Regions from separate parts of the Homo sapiens genome. Here region 1 is linked to region 2. Evidence: read pairs that join two places in POLR2A ChIA-PET (ENCODE). Cell type or tissue: HepG2. All regions are shown on one strand. Each heading gives the region's core, and the rest is flanking DNA. Links, peaks and the distances in the headings are about the cores only.

Region 1 (4,501 bases), core at 224-4,223, 540 kb after region 2:
AGCAGGCACTAGGGCAGGAACATCCGGAAACAGAAAGGGAGCAGGAAGGCAGTCAGGAGGCGGGCAACCAGCAGCGCTGCCACCAAGCTCCAGCCCCCCATCCTGCCACACATACACTCCACCTAGAATGGCCTTTGTCACAGGAGATTTTCAAACAGAAGAGCATGCTGTCAGGGATAGGTCCAGCCTGGCTGTGCAGCTGCATTCGAGTGCAGATTTGGGGATCAGAAAACAGTTCAAGGGACCTCTGTTGGCTTTCTGAACGGAGGAAGCCCTCCCTTCCTAGAAGGTTTCCTCATGAGTCAGCCTCTAGAGTATAGTGGATCCTACTCAGTGAAAGTAAAGGACAGGTGAAGTCCTGCCTTGGGGAGGGGAGGCCTGATGTCCATACACTGGGTAGTGGGGAGAGGGGCCTTCAGAGAGAGGAAGCTGGCAAGGACTGCTCCAAAGAGCGCTGTGATGTGCATGCTTGGCCAGTCCGTGCCCCTCTTAGGGCCTAGGGTCCCCTCTGAACAAGGAGTGTGGGAGAGGCTGCTCTGTCATGGCCTGTGGTCTGACAACCTAGGGGCAGCTAAAGGACCCGGGTGAGCTCGCATCTGAGGAGATGAGACGCTAAGGATGGGGCAGGGGGCAGCTGCAAAGAGCTGGGAAGGCGAGGACAGCCTCCTTAGGAAATGCACTCCCACCCCAGCCCCAGTAAATGATCCCAGGTTGAACTGACCCACAATTACTTCACATCGTGCCCTCAGCAGCCGTCCCTGGCCTGGCCCTGTGGTGCGTGCTTTACCCCACCCCCCTCTATGGGGCAGGCTCAAGGACCACCGTGGGAAACCGAGGCCCTCGCAGGGCCGGAAGGCAGCTTACAGATGGCCAGACGGCGGAAGGGGTGGTAAGCAGCATGGTCAGGAACATCAGGAGGTCCTGGGAGTCCAAGTTGCCTGGAGCTGAGAACCCCAGGTCTGAAATTCATCCGGGAGCCAGCAGCTCCAGCTTTGGAGAAATCGACAGATGCAGTCTTCTCTCAGGTGGGGTGTGGGTCTTCACAGCCAGGGCTTGAGATCCACCCAGGAGTGGGTGCGGAGAGGGCAGCTATGTCCCCTCTCCCCACACCCGGCCAACTTGGGGAGCCTCTCCCCCAACAGCTGGGAGATGAACAATAATGGACCTCCCTCAAGCTCCCCCCCAGGGATGTCATGCCTCCCCCTGGCAGAAACCCTCAAACTACCTTGTCTATTCCATCCTCTTCTTGGAGAAAAGGAAGCCTCTGTGTGGTCAAGTCCTGATCAGATACAACTGAACTGAGGCCCGAGGGCTGTCACCAGCCAGAGGAGCTGGGCAAGGCACTACCCTCCACAGCCAGGACTGAGCCCAATCTGTCAATCTCCCCTCCCCCCACCTCCTACTTTGTCACCTGGTTTTGGTATTTTTGCTCCCTGGAGATAATATTTGAAGAAAGTGGAACCTGGAAATCAGTGGGACCTGGGTTTGCATCTTGCACCCACCTTCCTGTGGCCCCACTTGGATGGGGACTGTATTCTTAGTGCTGGGGACAGGGCCTGAGGCACAGCCAATATTTGAATGCACAGGCGACTAAATGCACCAGCATGCTGGGTCAGATTACACTGCCTCCTGGCAGCAGGGATGGGCTGGAGAGGCCTGGGTGGACCTGGGCCCTGGCCAGCAACCTCACAGGGCTGGTGCCCTGGACCCTGTGTTAGCAGACCACCACCCAGCACAGCCTTTGAGGATGTTCGCTGCTTACCTGAGTGGACATTCCTGTTTCTACTTTCTGGATAAAACAAAGAGAGAGAGAGAGACAGACAGACAGAGACACAGACAGACACCGTCAGGGTGGTTTTCATCAATTTGAAGCGCTTGTGTTTAATCTTGCTACCCAATCCTGGACTATATCGTAGGTGCAATGAATTTGGGGAGACAGGAGACCCGGCTTCACTTTCCTCATCAGTGAATAGGCTGAATCTCCCAGGGGGAGTCTGTTGGGGGCACGGTTGGGGTCTTGGTCAGGATGCAGGGAAGATCGGGGAGAACGCTGGGTCCAAACTCTGCTACCTGGGAGGCTGAGATCTCAACCCCACACCCACCGCCTTCCATGGGCTTCTCAGCAACTTGAGACTGCTCTTGGTCATCGGGTTTGGTGACTACCATAGATGTGAGAGGCGTGACAAAGCTGTAGGCAAGTGATAAATTCAGCGCTTGGTTCCGGAGGGCCTGCTGATCAGCATCGGATGCGGAGACACTGTAGGTGGAGCACATCAGAGCTCAGGAGATCCTTGAATTCGGGAACAGATTTTCCATCCAGCCCCTTCTGGGGAGGTCCCTCTGGGAGAATCTGGAGCTTGGACATGATGCCAAGACCCCCCTCTCTCCATGCTTAGGCGCTGTACCGTGCCACCTGTGCCTGCCCCCTAGCGACAGGCTTAGGGAGGTGCTGATGCACTCACGTTTGCTCCAGCAGCTGCTGGATAGTCAGGTATGCCCAGAGCCTCTCCATGAAGTTGTGGAAGATATACTTGGGGCTCTGGAACTCCGCCTCCTGCTCTGCCACACTGGACTCCGTTTGGAAAGTGATGTTCTGTGTAGGCTGGAAAGAGGGGCCCAGCCAGGGCAGGAGCAGTGAGGGCCGGACATCTGCATCTGCCTGGCACTTCTGAGCTCTTCCATGATTGGGGCTGGGGCAGGTCCCACACACTGACTGTGGGGACTGCATTTCCTTTGAGTGGGGGTAAGGAGGGGGCTTAGGGGTGCAAGGGGCTCAGTCACAGAGCATACAGGGATGAGAAGGAGGTGAAAAGGTAGCAAAGTAGCCCAGATACAATAAGGCAGGCACAGCGCCAGGACTCAGATCAGCCAAACCTCTGGAAGAAAGGGATGGGAACCCCAGGCCAGTGTAGAAACAGCAGCAGGAAGGATTTGCAAGTGCAGTGTGGAGCAGGAAGGGTCTAGCTACAGCCTGCCCTTACCCCCAAAGCTGAGGGAAAGGGACAGAGAGGGAAGGACCTTCCCAGGGGTCAGAGGCAGAGTTGAGAACACAACTCAGATGTCATGGCTCCGGGTTTGGGGCCCCATCCACCCCAACGGCTGTCCCTGTCCAAGCTGGCCCCTCTGCGGCTGGCCACCGTGGGACAATGACAGGGAAGCATGCACCCAAGCTCTGTGTGAACCTGCTCCCTCCTCCCTCAGGGAGGGGCCTGTGGTCTCAGACTGACCTAGCTCGCTGCCTGGGAAATGGGCTCCTAGGGCAGAGGAATCCCAGGCCTCTCCCACCAGAGCTCCCTGAGTGGCCAAGAGACCTTTTCACAGTGCGGATCAGATCTGCGGTCTGCTCCCACTGGAGCAGCCTGTCTCTCGCCCAGAGCCTGGCTGGCTTTCCAAAGCTTTGGCACACATAGGCTACCTGCATGAATTTTGCCCCATCCACACATACAGCTATTTAATTGATATTTTTCCTTAAATGAACTTTAAGTAAGCTAACAATTTTTACTTGGCTTTATGTCCATAAAATCTTAGATCTGGGCCAGGTGCGGTGGCTCACGCCTGTAATCCCAGCACTTTGGGAGGCCAAGGTGGGCAGATCACGAGGTCAGGAGACCGAGACCATCCTGGCTAACAAGGTGAAACTCCCTTTCTACTAAAAATACAAAAAATTAGCCGGGTGTGGTGGTGGATGCTGGTAGTCCCAGCTACTTGGGAGGCTGAGGCAGGAGAATGGTGTGAACCTGGGAGGTGGAGCTTGCAATGAGCCGAGATCCAACCACTGCACTCCAGCCTGGGAGACAGAGCGAGACTCCATCTCAAAAAATAAAAAAAAAAATCTTAGGTCTGAAGTTCAGGTCATATTTTTCAGAATACACATTAAAATAAGTAAATAACCACTAAAACAAGCCATGTCTGTCTGTGAACTCCCCTGAGTCACCTTGGGTTCTGTACTTTGGGAACCCACGGCCTCCAAGCTAAATCACCTGCTGACATGTATGGAGTGCTTATCACTGGACATCAATCACAGTGACTTTATGAGGGGGGCATGCGACTTATTCCCATGTTTACATAGGAGGAAACTGCAGTAGATGGAGGTTAAGTGACTTCTCCATGTCTCCTATCTGGGAGGTGGCAGAGCTGGGTTTGAAGCCAGGCAGGGTGGCCACGCAGACCGTACCAACAGTCATGACACTTGGGGACTTGTCCTGAAACAAGGCCATGGGCCCCCAACGCCCACTCCTATTCTCTTCACACACGCTGCCCTCATGCCACAGGGGCCTAACATATTCCTCCATTGCCCCATCTGGACTCTTCCCACCTCCTACTTATCCTTTTGTCTCTGCTGGGCCTCCTCCAGGAAGCCCTCCCTGATCCCCAGGCCAGGCTGGGGCTCCTGGTGCTGCTCTCCTGAGTCCAGGGTTAGATCCCAGCCTGTAGCTGGTTTGTGTGGTGATATGTCCTTGGGTTGTCTCTCCCATGAGGGCACGGAGGGGTCAGCCTCATT
Region 2 (4,501 bases), core at 371-4,370:
CTCTGAAGTTCTGAGAGGTTAACTTTCTCAGGGTCACTTAACCAATAAGCACTGAAGTCTGGATTCACACTCTGCTTCAGCACTGGAAAGCTTGTGTTCTGTTTCCAGGGCAAAGGACAAGAAATCATTCACATTTAACAAAGACCACTGTCGGTAAATAATACCTTCTTAGTCTGGAAGGAAAGGATGGAATCTTCCCAGATAAGCCTTGACTGCTCAGAGCCAGAAGGAACTGCCTAGAGTCTCAGGGCCAAGGCCACTGTCTCTAAAACTACAGCACTGTTTCCTAAGGCTTAAAAACTCCCAAACAATCCAACATACACAGCTTTAGTGGCCTCTCATCAGTGCTTGCCTAGAGTCATGCTGAACTGCTTCCTAGTGTTTTGTTTTACTCTCCCCAACTCCTCCTTCCAAGAAAAATAGCTTTAAGATGTTTTATTTTTTTTAATTTTTTTTTTTTTTTTTTTGAGACAGAGTCTCACTCTGTCACCCAGGCTGGAGTGCAGTGGTGTGATCTCAGCTCACTGCAACCTCTACCTCCTGGGTTCAAGCAATTCTCCCACCTCAGCCTTCCGAGTAGCTGGAATTATAGGTGCGTGACACCACATCCGGCTAATTTGTTGTTGTTGTTGTTGTTGTTGTTGTTGTTGTATTTTTAGTAGAAACGGGGTTTTGCCATGTTGGCCAGGCTGGTCTCAAACTCCTGACCTCAAGTGATCCGCTCACCTCGGCCTCCCAGTTTTAAGGTGTTGTACAGCCCTTACATAGGACACAGCTCCACTTTACCCTGCCTCCAACACAGCTGACCTTCCCTCCCACGGAGTAACCCTGCAAGCCCAGGCTGGGCACAGTGGCTTACACCTATAGTCCCAGCACTTTCAGAGGCTGGGGCAGGAGAACTGCTTGAGCCCAGGAGTTTGAGACCAGCTTGGGCAACAAAGCAAGACCCTGTCTCCACAAAAAATTAGCCAGGCATGGTGGTGTGCACCTGTAGTCCCAGCTACTTGAGAGGCTGAGGCAGGAGGATCGCTACAACCCAGGAGGTTGAGGCTATAGTGAGCTGTAATCACCACTGTCCTCCAGCCTGGGCGACAGTGTGAGACTTTGTCTCCTAAAAACAAAAAAAAATTAAAATTAAAAGTACCACTTCTTACCTATCCCAGCAGCTACAGCATTCGGCCCACACAGAAGGCACTCAGGAAATGTCTTGAATTATGTCTGAGGAAGGAATAAATGCATGGAAGGAATATAGCTGACTATAACCAAGAAAAAACAATAAAATTTTCAGTATTTACAACCTCTCCCACATTAAAGAGGGCAATTCCACCTACGGATGCCTTTGTTTTGATGATGTGGTGGGAAATCATTTAGGAGAAGGAATACAAAGTCTCATATTTTAAAAGGAAAAATCCAGGGAGAAGGACGGGTGTGGTGGCTCACACCTGTAATCCCAGCACTTTGGGAGACAGAGGCAGGAAGATGGTTTGAGCGCAGAAGTTTGAGACCAGCCTGGCCAACATGGCAAAACCACTTCTCTACAAAAAATACAAAAAATTAGCTGGGTGTGGTGGTGCACGTCTGTGGTCCCAGCTACTTGGGAGACTGAAGTGGGAGGATCACTTGAGCCTCGGAGGTGGAGGTTGCAATAATCCAAGATGATGGCACTGAACTCCAACCTGGGTGACAGAGTGAGATCCTGTCTCAAATAAAAATATATGTATATATAAGAAAAAGAAAAATCCAGGGAGAGAGCTGGAAGTGGGGGCCAGAGGAAGGGAAAGGTTCATGACAAGAGCACAGCATGGTTTGGAGACCTAAGGAGAGATGTAGCAACTGCCAAAGGGAGCAGGTAGGGGGTGTGAAAAGAAAATAAAATTTTAGGACATTCCCAATTTATAATGTGAAGGAGAAAAGTGAAGCCCTGGAAACTGAGCAGGCATTGCTTTTTTTTTTTCTTCTCTGATGCATGACTGCTGCTTCCTGATCTTTGTATTGAAATGTTATACATTAACCAGGCTCCCTATTCTTCATTCAGACTTAGACTAGATGATGTGGGAGATAGAGACCCTTGTGATTGTTGTCTCTTTACAATAGAATGTTAAGCAAACTCCTTCCAGTATAATCAATAGTAGCCAACCAAATCTTGTATTTATGTTAGCCTTTTTTTGGAAAATGTTGTAATTCTGGTCAGCACTCCTGTTTTTGCCTATATAAACAATCTTTTTTTTTTTTTTTTTTGAGACGGAGTCTCGCTTTGTCACCCAGGCTGGAGGGCAGTCACGCAATCTCGGTTCACTGCAACCTCCCAGGTTCAAGCAATCCTCCTGCCTCAGCCCCACCAGTAGCTGGGATTACAGGCACACACCACCATGCCTAGCTAATTTTTGTATTTTTAGTAGAGACGGGGTTTCGCCATGTTGGCCAGGCTGGTCTTGAACTCCTGACCTCAGGTGATCCACCTGCCTCAGCCTCCCAAAGTGCTAGGATTACAGGTGTGAGCCACTGTGCCCGGCCCATGCCCAGCTAATTTTTGTATTTTTTAGTAGAGATGGGGTTTCACCATATTGGTTAGGCCAGTCTCGAACTCCTGACCTCAAATGATCCCACCTGCCTCAGCCTCCCAAAGTACTGGGATTGCAGGCATGAGCCACTGCACCTGTCCCAAAAACACATTTCTAATGTCAACCTAAAAATCATCAAAAGGTTCGATATCCAGTTAAAAGAATTTATTCAAGCATAAAGTGTGAGGGCAGCCATCCAGGGAAACACAGACACCAAGCAGTGGCAATTAGTGTTCTCCAGCATGGGGAAAGATGAAGGTTGTTTATATAGGCCGGGCGCCTGTAATTGTTTATACGCCTGTAATCCCTGCACTTTGGGAGGCCAAGGGCGGTGGATCACAAGGTCAGGAGTTCGAGACCAGCCTGGCCAACATGGTGAAACTCTGTCTCTACTAAAAATACAAAAATTAGCTGGACGTGGTGGCGGGCGCCTGTAGTCCCAGCTATTCGGGAGGCTGAGGCAGGAGAATTGCTTGAACCTGGGAGGCGGAGGTTGCAGTGAGCCGACATCGTGCCCAGGCTGCAGTGCAGTGGCCGTGAGCTGAGACTGTGCCATTGCAGTCCAGCCTGGGTGACAGAGCAAGACTCCACCTCAAAACCAAGAGAAAGAAATGTGTTTTTGTTTGTTGGTTTTTTTTTGAGACAGGGGCCCAGGTTGGAGTGCAGTGGCGTGATCAAGGTTCACTGCAGCCTCTACCTCCCAGGCTCAGGTGATCCTCCCATCTCAGCCTCCTGAGTAGCTGGGACTACAGGAGCATGCCACCACACCTGGCTCTTTTTTTTTTGGTAGAGATAAGTTTCGCCATGTTCCCAGGCTGGTCTCGCATTCCTAGGCTCAAGCGATCCGCCCACCTTGGCCTCCCCAATGTTGGGATTACAGGCGTGAAACACTGCGCCCTGCCAAGAAACATGTTTCAATAAAATTGTTAGGAAATCAAGTGTGTGATTTGTGATGCAACTCTCTCCTCTATCTCCCTAAGAAAACATCAGTAAAAACAGTGAACTGTTTTGTATTTTTGGAGTCTGATCAGGACTCATCTTATGAATGTGGGAAGGCATCCAGCCAACACAGGGTAGGCCCCGGATGAGAGTAGGGACAGCGAGGTAGGCCCAGAGTCATTAGCGTTTACATGCCGCTTATGTGCTTGAGGATCGCAGAATGGAACTCTTGCTAAGCCAGAGCTGTATTTGGTGGCCCATGGTGGGAGAGGGAAGAACAATAATAAGTTGTGGAATAAAAGCCATGGAGAGGAGCGGGAATTACTTAATCTGGCTCCAGAAGGGGTGAGTTGTGGGGAAGTAGTGATTCTCAGTTCGTTTGCTCAGCCCAGTCAGTGCCTGACACTCAGGGTGCATCTGCTGACTGACCGTACAGGATAAAGGAAGGGAGAGGCCGGGTGCGGCGGCTGAAGTCTGTAATCCCATCACTTTCGGAGGCTGAGGTGGGTGGATCGCTTGAGGTTAGGCGTTCGAGACCAGCCTGGGCAACATGGCGAAAGCCCGTCTCTACTAAAAAATACAAAAATTAGCCCGGAGTGGTGGCACATGCCTGTAATCCCAGCTACTCGGGAGGCTGAGGCATGAGAATCGCTTGAATCCGGGAGGCGGAGGTTGCATTGGGCCGAAACCGCGACTCTGCACTCCAGTCTGGGCGACAGAATGAGACCCCGTCTCAAAAAAAAAATCGGCAATCGGTGAGGCGGGGATTATTACCCTCAATGTAGAGATTTAAAAAATGAGGACTGAAGGTGACTCCTTCCAGGTCTGTCAGTGGCCAGCAAAGAGCCAATATGCTAAACTCTCCCCTCCCGGACACCGGCTTCAGCCAGAGCTCGCACCCGCCTGCGCCGCTCCACCCACCCACACTTCCGGCTTCCGCTCCGCCCACCCCCTAGTACTTCCGTTCTCCAGCGCTGGGCACCGCGGCCGGAGCTGTGGGC

The links. Peaks named below come from ENCODE experiments on the same cell type or tissue, not always from the same donor. Only the 100,000 strongest peaks of a DNase experiment are listed, where the experiment ranks them.
Region 1: POLR2A ChIA-PET joins it to region 2 with 5 read pairs; 1 of 35 experiments calls an interaction of 5 or more read pairs at or near these places.

Annotation. Positions count from the first base shown.
Region 1 is chr3:52,818,529-52,823,029 of GRCh38, forward strand. ITIH4 (inter-alpha-trypsin inhibitor heavy chain 4) reads right to left here. Exons shown (of 24, transcript NM_002218.5): 12 at 2,463-2,602; 13 at 2,103-2,257; 14 at 1,763-1,789; 15 at 1,412-1,462; 16 at 1,226-1,264; 17 at 865-990; 18 at 1-8. Among named protein-coding and RNA genes, the nearest start is that of ITIH4-AS1, 3.2 kb to the right of the region's middle. RefSeq lists an enhancer at 1,097-2,085. In HepG2, for the core only: a CTCF peak has its summit at 2,431 (motif pointing left); a DNase peak (open chromatin) is centred at 2,433.
Region 2 is chr3:52,283,374-52,287,874 of GRCh38, forward strand. It overlaps LOC107986086 (a long non-coding RNA gene), which reads right to left. Exons shown (of 3, transcript XR_001740699.2): 1 at 4,460-4,501; 2 at 1,155-1,218. It overlaps GLYCTK (glycerate kinase), which reads left to right and starts at 4,455. Exons shown (of 5, transcript NM_145262.4): 1 at 4,455-4,501. RefSeq lists enhancers at 4,040-4,501, 4,087-4,501, 4,113-4,222. In HepG2, for the core only: no CTCF peak of the experiment used is centred there; DNase peaks (open chromatin) are centred at 2,088 and 3,548; H3K4me3 peaks cover 987 bases.